Linked DNA regions of Homo sapiens: region 1 is linked to region 2. Evidence: read pairs that join two places in POLR2A ChIA-PET (ENCODE). Cell type or tissue: HCT116. All regions are shown on one strand. Each heading gives the region's core, and the rest is flanking DNA. Links, peaks and the distances in the headings are about the cores only.

The links. Peaks named below come from ENCODE experiments on the same cell type or tissue, not always from the same donor. Only the 100,000 strongest peaks of a DNase experiment are listed, where the experiment ranks them.
Region 1: POLR2A ChIA-PET joins it to region 2 with 5 read pairs; 4 of 35 experiments call an interaction of 5 or more read pairs at or near these places.

The regions. Positions count from the first base shown.
Region 1 is chr19:17,764,619-17,769,687 of GRCh38, reverse strand. It overlaps FCHO1 (FCH and mu domain containing endocytic adaptor 1), which reads right to left. Exons shown (of 29, transcript NM_015122.3): 7 at 2,878-3,019. Among named protein-coding and RNA genes, the nearest start is that of FCHO1, 16 kb to the right of the region's middle. RefSeq lists an enhancer at 2,933-3,470. In HCT116, for the core only: a CTCF peak has its summit at 2,856; a DNase peak (open chromatin) is centred at 2,887; H3K4me3 peaks cover 610 bases; H3K27ac peaks cover 624 bases.
Region 2 is chr19:17,472,884-17,477,952 of GRCh38, reverse strand. All of the region lies in intron 1 of SLC27A1 (solute carrier family 27 member 1), which reads right to left. Among named protein-coding and RNA genes, the nearest start is that of SLC27A1, 4.9 kb to the right of the region's middle. RefSeq lists a silencer at 1,979-2,273 and an enhancer at 1,979-2,273. In HCT116, for the core only: no CTCF peak of the experiment used is centred there; a DNase peak (open chromatin) is centred at 2,142; H3K4me3 peaks cover 986 bases; H3K27ac peaks cover 2,500 bases.

The sequences.
Region 1 (5,069 bases), core at 1,660-4,159, 290 kb before region 2:
TAACCCAAGTTTTATGACAAACAGTGGCAGACTGTGTTGCTTAACTCACCGTTTTGTGTGTGTGTGTGTGTGTGTGTGTGTGTGTGTGTGTGTGTGTGTGTGTGTGTTTGAGACGAAGTCTCGCTGTGTCACCCAGGCTGGAGTGCAGTGGCGCGATCTTGGCTCACTGCAAGCTCCGCCTCCCGGGTTCACGCCATTCTCCTGCCTCAGCCTCCTGAGTAGCTGAGACTACAGGCGCCGCCACCACGCCCGGCTAATTTTTCTTTTGTATTTTTAGTAGAGACGGGGTTTCACCGTGTTAGTCAGGATGGTCTCGATCTCCTGACCTCGTGATCTGCCTGCCTCGGACTCCCAAAGTGCTGGGATTACAGGCTTGAGCCACCGTGCCAGGCCTTTTTTTTTTTTTTTTTTTTGAGGCGGAGTCTTGCTCTTTCACCCAGGCTGGAGTGCAGTGGCACAATCTCAGCTCCCTGCAACCTCCGCCTCCCGGGTTTAAGCGATTCTCCTGCCTCAGCCTCCCAAGTAGCTGGGATTACAAGCATGCACCACCATGCCCGGCTAATTTTGTATTTTTAGTAGAGACAGGGTTTCACCATTTTGGCCAGGCTGGTCTTGAACTCCCGACTTCAGGTGATCTGCCCGCCTCAGCCTCCCAAAGTGCTGGGATTACAGACATAAGTCACTGTGCCCAGCTTTTTTTTTTAAGAGATGGGGTCTCACTGTGTTGCCCAAACTGGTCTCTAACTCTTAGGCTCAAGCAATTCTCACACCTCAGCTCAGCCTCCCAAGTAGCTGGGACTACAGGCATGCACACCACGCCTGGCCTGCTTTTACCACTTAAAAATTCACTCCTGGCCAGGCACAGTGACCCATGCCTGTAATGCCAACATTTTGGAAGGCTGAGGCAGATATGTTAGATGTTTGACCAGCCTGGGCAACACAGCAGGACCCCTTCTCTCTCTCCTTTTTTTTTTTTTTGCCTTGTTTTGTTTTTGAGACAGAGTCTCACTCTGTTGCCCGGGCTGGAGTGGTGTGTCGCGATCTCAACTGACTGCAACCTCCACCTCCCAGGCTCAAGTCATTCTCCTGTCTCAGCCTCCTGAGTAGCTGGGATTACAGGTGTGTGTGCCACCACGTCTGGCTAATTTTTGTGTTTTTAGTATAGACAGGGTTTCACCATGTTGGCCAGGCTGGTCTGGAACTCCTGACTTCAAGTGATATGCCTGCCTCAACTTCCCAAAGTGCTGGGATTACAGGCATGAGCCATCGCTCCTGGCTAGCAAGATCCCTTCTATACAAAAAATTTAAAAATCAGCAAAGCCAGGCGCGGTGGCTCACACCTGTAATCCCAACACTTTGGAAGGCTGAGGCGGGCAGATCACCTGAGGTCAGGAATTCAAGACCAGCCTGGCCAACATGGTGAAACACTGTCTCTACTAAAAATACAAAAAATTAGCCAGGCGTGCACCAGCACACCTGTAATCCCAACTACCTGGGAGGCTGAGGCAGGAGAATTGCTTGAACCCAAGAGATGGAGATTGCAGTGAGCTGAGATTGTGCACACTGCACTCCAGCCTGGGCAACAGAGCAAGTCTCCATCTCAAAAAAACAAAACAAAACAAAACAAAAACAAAGTATTACCAACCCCCTTTTTAAACAAGACATAAAAACATGCAGATTTTGGAACTCTGTAAAGACAATGCATCTATGATTCTACAATTATAAGCTTTGGATATTGTGGAATTCTAAGAGTCTAAGATGGTTCTTCTGATTCTAGGTTTATAAGAGTGTAAAAATAGTAAATATGAATATCTGTAACTTCCAATGCTTTAGAACAGCTGTTGGCAAATGTTTTCTGTAAAGGGACAGATAGCAAATGTGTTTGGCTTGATACAAACACTTGAATCTGTCGCTGCAGTGCCAAACAGCCACAGATGACAGGCACATCAATGGGCATGGCTCTGTGCCAATAAAACTTTATTTACTGGCACTGATATGTGACTGTCATACAATTTTCACATGTGGTGAAATTTTATTTTTCTTTAGATTTTTTTCTAACCCTTTAATAATGTAAAAACCAGTGATAACCCATCTCTCTCTCTTGTTTTTTTTTTTTTTTTTTTTAGACAGTCTTTCTCTGTTGCCTAGGCTGGAGTGCAGTGGCATGATCATGGCTCACTGCAGCCTCGACCTCCCATGCTCAAGTGATCCTCCCACCTCAGCCTCCTGAGTAGCTGGGACTACCGGCATGTGCCATCATGCCTGGGTAGTTTTGGGTGTTTTTTTTTTTTTGGTAAAGATGGGGTCTCCCTATGTTGCCCAGGCTGGTCTCAAACTCCTGTAGGATCCTGGGCTCCAGCCATCCTCCTGCCTCAGCCTCCCAAAGTGCTGGGATTATAGGCATGAGTCACTACGCCAGGCCCAAACATTTTTTAAAAATTAGCCAGGCATGGTGGCGTGCAACGTAGTCCCAGCTATTCTGTGGGGGCTGAGGCAGGAGGTTCGCTTGAGCCCAAGTGTTTGAGGCTGCAGGGAGCTCTGATCACGCCACTGCATGTGGGTGACAGAGTGAGACCCTGTCTCTTAAAAACAAACAAGCAGAAAAAAAAAAAACCCTTCTTAGCTGTACAAACATTGGTGGGGGGTGGGCGGGATTTGGCCCGTGGGCCACAGTGTGCTAACTCCTGGTCTGGAATTTTGCAAGTTTGAAATTCAACAACGCTCAGGTCCGTAAGACCCTGGGCTTGACGTTGTGGAATTAACGGAATTCTCGGAGGCGGACATCCGCAGGTTATAAAGCCCCAGAAGATCTGGGGTCCTGTGAGCTGCCGGTGTTCCACACCCACCCAGCCGCTGGGCGGCGCCCACGACACACACCTTCTTGTGGGTCTTGAGCTGTTCCTCGCCGTAGCGGAGAACGTCCTTGATGAGATCCTGTAACTTCCGTGTCAGTTCCAGGTGGCACAGCGCCAGCTTGTCCGAGGAGACGCGGAAGACCTCCCAGAGCGGGGCGAAGGTCCTGGGGGCGGGCAAGGTCACACCCAGGGTTCATCAGGCTCACCCCACCCCGGGACAGCGCTGGCACTGGCTCAGGTATGTGCTGCACGCTGAGCCCTGCTAAACATGAATGAATACTAATTCATATAATCTCCATGGCAGCTGTAAGAGGCGGGCCTGTGACAGATGGGGAAACTGAGGCATAGGGAGCTCTATAGCTCCTCCCAAGGCCCCTCAACAAATCAACATTAGAGCTGGAATTTAAACGCAGGCCCTGGTAATCCCAGCACTTTGGGAGACCGAGTCGAGCAGGTCACTTGAGGTCAGGAGTTCCAGACCAGCCTGAGCAACATGGTGAAACCCCCGTCTGTACTTAAAATACAAAAATTAGCTGGGTGTGGCAGAAGAATCGCTTGAACCCGGGAGGTGGAGCTTGCAGCGAGCCGAGATCACACCACTGCACTCCAGCCTGGGTGACACAGCGAGACTCCATCTCAAAAAAAAAAAAAAAAATGGTTCACGCCTGTAATCCCAGCACTTTGGGAGGCTGAGGTGGGCAGATCACAAGGTCAGGAGATTGAGAGAGCATCCTGGCTAACATGGTGAAACCCCGTCTCTACTAAAAATACAAAAAATTAGCCGGGCGTGGTGGTGGGCACCTGTAGTCCCAGCTACTCGGGAGGCTGAGGCAGGAGAATGGCGTGAACCCAGGAGGCGGAGCTTGCAGTGAGCCAAGATCGCGCCACTGCACTCCAGCCTGGGCGACAGAGTGAGACTCTGTCTCAAAAAAAAAAAAAAAAAAAAAAAAGAGTGACTAAGACACCACATGCCCCAATCGAGTCAATTTGGCCTGCCCCACTCAGCAGAAGCCCCATCCAGCCTCCCTCCACCTTCTCCTCCTGCTGCCTCCACTTCTGCCTGCCCCACAGAACTTTTGCCTCATAGCAGCCACAAAGAAAACTGCAAATGCCATCGGGGGACCACATTATGTGTTTTGTTTTTATTTTTGTTTTTTTTTGAGGCATGGTCTGGCTCTGTCACCCAGGCTGAAGTGCAGTGGTACAATCATGGCTCACTGCAGCCTCCATCACCTGGGTTCAAGCCATCCTCCTGCCTCAGCCTCCTAAATAGCTGGGACTGCAGGCACATGCCACCATGCCCGGCTAATTTTTGCATTTTTAGTAGAGACAGGGGTTTCTCCATGTTGCCCAGGCTGGTCTCGAACTTTTGGCCTCAAGTGATCCTCCCACCTCAGCTTCCCAAAATGCTGGGATTAAAGGCTTGAGCCACCGCGCCCGGGCACAAGGTTCATGCAAAGTCATTTGTGTGTCAGGCCCCTGAGGCCTCACCCTGCCATCTCCCCTCCTACTTCCTTTCCACGTTGCCCAAGCCCTGCAGCCAGGCCAGCCTCCTCACTCTTCCGTAAACATGCCACGCCTGTCAACTCAGGGCCTTCGCACTGGCTGAGCCACTTGCCCGGGTCTCTGTCCCTCAGACATCCCCATGGCCTGCCCCTTTCTATTAAGGTCTCAGTTCAGGGAGGTCGGGCCCACCCCAGAGAAAGTGCCCGATCTCTCACACTCCTATCTCATTCCCTTCCCAGCACTTTTTTTTTTTTTTTTTTCAAAACAGAGTTTTCGCTCTTATTGCCCAGGCTGGAGTGCAGTGGCACAATCTCGGCTCACTGCAACCTCCGCCTCCTGGGTTCAAGCGATTCTCCTGACTCAGCCTCCTGAGTAGCTGGGATTACAGGCACCCGCCACCACACTCGACTAATTTTGTATTTTTAGTAGAGAGGAGTTTCACCATGTTGCCCAGGCTGGTCTTGAACTCCTGACCTCCGGTGATCCGCCCACTTCAGCCTCCCAAAGTGCTGGGAGTACAGGCATGAGCCACCGCACCTGGCCCCCTTCCCAGCACTTTTCACCTCAGAAAAAAAATGTTTTTGTTTGTATTTAACATCTCTCTTCTCACACAGCCCAGATGTACATTGCATGAAGGTGGCTGGGGTTTTATCTGTCTGGGTTGCTGCTGGTGCTTGGCACACAGAAGGCACTCAAAAAATATTTGTG
Region 2 (5,069 bases), core at 1,053-3,552:
TATTTGAGGCCAGGAGTTCGAGGCCAGCCTGGGCAATATAGTGAGACCTCATCTCTATGTTAAAATAATTTTTTAAATTTATTTTAGAAAAAGGTGGGCGGCAGGTGCGGTGGCTCACACCTGTAATCCCAGCACTTTGGGAGGCTGAGGTGGGTGGATCACCTGAGGGCAGGAGTTCAAGACCAGCCTGCCCAACATGGTGAAACCCCGTCTCTACTAAAAATACAAAAAAATTAGCCGGGCATGGTGGCGGGCACCTGTAATCCCAGCTACTCGGGAGGCTGAGGCAAGAGACTTGCTTGAACTCAGGAGGTGGAGGTTGCAGTGAGCCAAGATTGCACCACTGCACTCCAGCCTGGGCAATGAGAGTGAGACCCTGTCTCAAAAAAAGAAAGAAAGAAAGAAAGAAGGCCAGGCACGGTGGGTCATGCCTGTAATCCCAGCTCTTTGGGAGGCCAAGGTGGGTGGATCACCTGAGGTCAGGAGTTTGAGACCACCCTGGTCAACATGATGAAACCCTGTCTCTACTACAAATACAAAAAAAGTAGCCAGGCATGGTGGTGCACACCTGTAATCCCAGCTACTCAGAAGGCTGAGGCAGGAGAATGAACCCATGAGGTGGAGGTTGCAGTGAGCTGAGATCACACCACTGCACTCCAGCCTGGGCAATCGAGCAAGATTCAGTCTCAAAAAAAAAAAAAAAAAAAAAAAAGCGCTGCTCATCCATTCAACCAATAAACAGAGCAGCCAAGATAATCATTCTCAGCTAGACATAGTAGCTCACACTTGTAATCCCAGCACTTTGGTAGGCCAAGGTGGGTGGATCACTTGAGGCCAGGAGTTCGAGACCAGCCTGGCCAACATGGCAAAACCCCGTCTCTACTAAAAATACAAAAATTAGCCAGGTGTGGTGGTGGGCACCTATAGTCCCAGCTACTTGGGAGGCTGAGCCATAAGAATTGTTTGAACCCGGGAGGTGAAGGTTGCAGTGAGCCAAGATTGCACCACTGCACTCCAGCCTGGGTGACAGTGTGAGACCATGTCTCAAAAAAAAAAAAAAAAAAAAAAACAGATGATCATTCTCAGTGTTTATTAAGCACCTACTATCTGCCATGCCCTGTGCTAACCTTATATCCACCCTCCAAAATAGGTCCCTCAGATCCCCATTTGTCAAATAATGAATGAACTGGGGGCTCGGAGTGGGGAATGGACACGCCCAAGGTCACAGAGCAATTTGAGGACAGAACAACCCAGAAACAAAGCCTCCTCCCAGGGTCCCTCTAATCCCTGGCAGACTTATTACAAAGCATTTATCAAGTGCTGGCGACGTAGCCAGTGGCAGGCCAAGTGCCCATGAGGCACACAGCAGGTGCCCAATGCCTGCGTCTTTTTTTTTCCTTTTTTTTTTTTTTTTTGAGACAGAGTCTCACTCTGTCACCCAGGCTGGAGTGCAGTGGTGCCACCTCAGCTCACTGCAACCTCTGCCTCCCGGGTTCAAACGATTCTCCTGCCTCAGCATCCCGAGTAGCTGGGATTACAGGTGCCCGCTACCACGCCCAGCTAATTTTTTTGTATTTTTAGTAGAGACAGGGTTTCGCCACGTTGGCCAGGCTAGTCTCGAACTCCTGACCTCAGGTGATCAGCCCGCCTCAGCCTCCCAAAGTGCTGGGATTACAGGCATGAGCCACCATGCCCAGCCTGGAGCACCTAGTATACACCCAATTCTGCTCTAAGGGCTTCCTGTGGGTGAATTTGACGGAGCACCCCAAGAACTCCATGATGGGGTACAAATGTTACATCCATGGGGAGAGGGCTGTTATTGAGGGAGTAACCACAGGAAACAGCCCCTGCCAGTAGGGTGCCCGTCCAGAGGCAACACAACAACAAGAAACAGGAACTGAGGCCACAGTTGGTCACCGTCAGGCTAAACACCAGAGCTAGATGTGGGAACACGAGGATTCACCCCCAGCCTCCCGGTCTCTTGGTCTCACTCGTTCTCTCTCAAGGATGCCCACACCAGCAGGCAGTGGATTCCTGTACTTGGTTCCAGCCACATGCCTAGGCAGCCCTGCCTGGCAGCTGCTCAAGCCACCCCCAGCCTGGGGACAATGAGCCCACTGTCCAGCTCTGGGCCCAGGACTCCAGGGCGGAAGAAATCAACAAGGATGAATACGATCAGATTTCATGCAGGAAGTACAGGGCATGTTAGGAGAGTCAGGGCAGGGTGCTGAAATATTTTCTGAAGCCAAGGTCTAAATTTAGCACCCCAACCACTCCAGTGCGGCACAGTGGCTAAGAGCACATGCTCTGGAGTCCTGTGCCTCCCCGGCTGTGTGTTTCTGGGCAAATAACCTCCCCTCTCTGTGCCTCTGTTCTCTCACGTGTTAAATGGGATTTGTCAGCACCCCTTCATTTTTCAAGACAGAGTCTTGCTCCCTCACCCAGGCTGGAGTGCAGTGGGGCAATCATGGCTCACTGCAGCCTTGACCTCCTGGACTCAAGCAATCCTCCCACTCAGCCTCCTGAGTAGCTGGGACCACAGGAGAGCCCCACTCCCCCAGCTAATTTTTTGCGTGTAGAGATGGAGTCTCATCATGTTGCTCAGGCTGGTCTTGAACTCCTGGCCTCAGGCAATCCTCCCATCTTGGGCTCCCAAAGTGCTGGAATTATATGCACGAGCCTCTGCACCCAGCCTCCATCAATTCTGATGTATTTTACTCATTAGAAGGGAGTCACTAGGGCTGGGCGCAGTGGTTCAGCCTGTAATACCAGCATTCTGGGAGGCCAAGGCAGGCGGATGACCTGAGGTTAGGACCTTGAGACCAGCCTGGCCAATGTGGTGAAACCCCCTCTCAACTAAAAATACAAAAATTATCCGGGTGTGGTGGCAGGCACCTGTAATCCCAGCTACTCGGGAGGCTGAGACAGGAGAATTGCTTGAACCTGGGAGCTGGAGGGTGCAGTGGAGTCACACCACTGCACTCCAGCCCGGGTGGCAGAGCAAGACTCCGTCTCAAAAAAAAAACAGGGCGCAGTGGCTCACACCTGTAATCCCAGCACTTTGGGAGGCCCAGGCGGGCAGATCACCTGAGGTCGGGAGTTCAAGACCAGCCTGGCCAACATGGAGAAACCCCGTCTCTACTAAAAATACAAAATTAGCTGGGCGTGGTGGTGCATGCCGGTAATCCCAGCTACTCAGGAGGCTAAGGCAGGAAAATAACTTGAACCTGGGAGGCGGAGGTTGCGGTGAGCCGAGATCGCGCCATTGCACTCCAGCCTGGGTGACAAAGCGAAACTCCCATCTCAAAAAAAAAAAAAAAAAAAAGAAAGGGGTCACTAGGTCCAGCCCACACTCAAAGGGAGGGGACCATACAAGTGGGAAGAGCAGGAGACAGGGATCCCTGGGGCCATCTTCAAAGCTGCCACCCACAGGCAAGTATGTCAAGCCATGTCAGGAACTTAGAACCAGGCATGGACACCCACAGGGCCCATGGGAGCAGAGCTGGAGAGGAGGGAGAGATGGGCCTGGGTGAACCCAAGAAGGAAGGGATGGCCTTCCACCTAACAAACATGTCCTGCGCTACCGCTGTGCGCCAATCCTGAGTGGGGCGCAGGGCCACAGTGGCACCAAGACTGACACAGTCTCCTTTTGTGCCCCTATAGGGCCCACAGTCTAGAAAGAGGCCCAAGATTAAAAGGCAAGAAAACAGGCCAGATGTGGTGGTTCACACCTATAATCCTAGCACTTTGGGAGGCTGAGGCAGGAGGATCTCTTGACCTCAGGAGTTCAAGACCAGCCTGGACAACATAGTGAGACCTCTCCTTTATAAAAAATAAACAAAATCTGCTGGCTGTTGTGGCACGCATCTGTAGTCCCAGCTACTTGGGAGGCTGTGATGGGAGGATCATTTGAGCCCAGGAAGTTGAGGCTACAGTGAGCTATGATCACACCACTGCACTCCAGCCTGGGTGACAGAGTGAGACTTTATCAAAAAAACAAGAAACTTCTAATCCCAAAGCAAAGAAAGAAAACAACTAAAAATGCTGGGTTAAATGAGTTAAATCTTTGTTTTGTTTTGTTTTGTTTTTTGAGATGGAGTTTCGCTCATGTTGCCCAGTCTGGAGTGTAATGGCACGATCTTGGCTCACTGCAACCTCCACCTCCCAGGTTCAAGTGATTGTCTTGCCTCAGACTCCCAAGTAGCTGAGATTACAGGCGTGCACCACCACGCCCGGCTAATTTTTGTATTTTCAGTAGAGACAAGGCTTCGCCACGTTGGCCAGGCTGGTCTCAAACTCCTGACCTCAGGTGATCCACCCGCTTCGGCCTCCCAAAGTGCTGGGATTACAGGTGTGAGCCACCGCGCCCAGCCGAGTTAATTTTTTATTAATGTAGCAACAAGGTGATCAGAAAATAAGGACCAACCAGAGGCCAAAATGTCATTGTAGCCCCAGGAGGGGGACAGCTTAGGTGTCAGACAAGCAGGTTTGAGTCTGATAAGACCTCAAAGCATGCCCATTCAACATAAAGGTGAATTGGAAATCAAAATAAGATCTTTCCTTAACATACACACACCAGGAGCTAAAAGGAAATTTGGTATCTCAGACCTTGCTGTTAGGAGGAAGGGGTGAAATCTCGATCGATGACTCATAACCTCACATGAGTTTGCAACTCCAACTGCACCATCTGGCTGTCTGAAAGTCAAGTAGACAATATGGTTCAAAGCAGTTCACGCTGGGCGCGGTAATCCCAGCACTTTGGGAGGCTGAAATTGGGTGATCGCTGGAGGCCAGGAGTTCGAGACTAGCCTGGGCAACGTGGCAGAACCACGTCTCTACAAAAAATAAAAAAATTAGCCAGGTGTGGTGGTGTGCACCTGTCATCCCAGCCACTTGGGAGGCTGAGGTAGGAGGATCGCTTAAAGCCAGGAGTTCCAGACCAGACTGGGCAATATAGCGAGACCTCATCTCTATAAAAAACATTCTATTAACTATCCAGGAGCGGAGGCAGGCGTTTGTAGTCCCAGCTAGTCAGGAGGCTGAGGTGGGAGGATTGCTTGAGCCCAGGA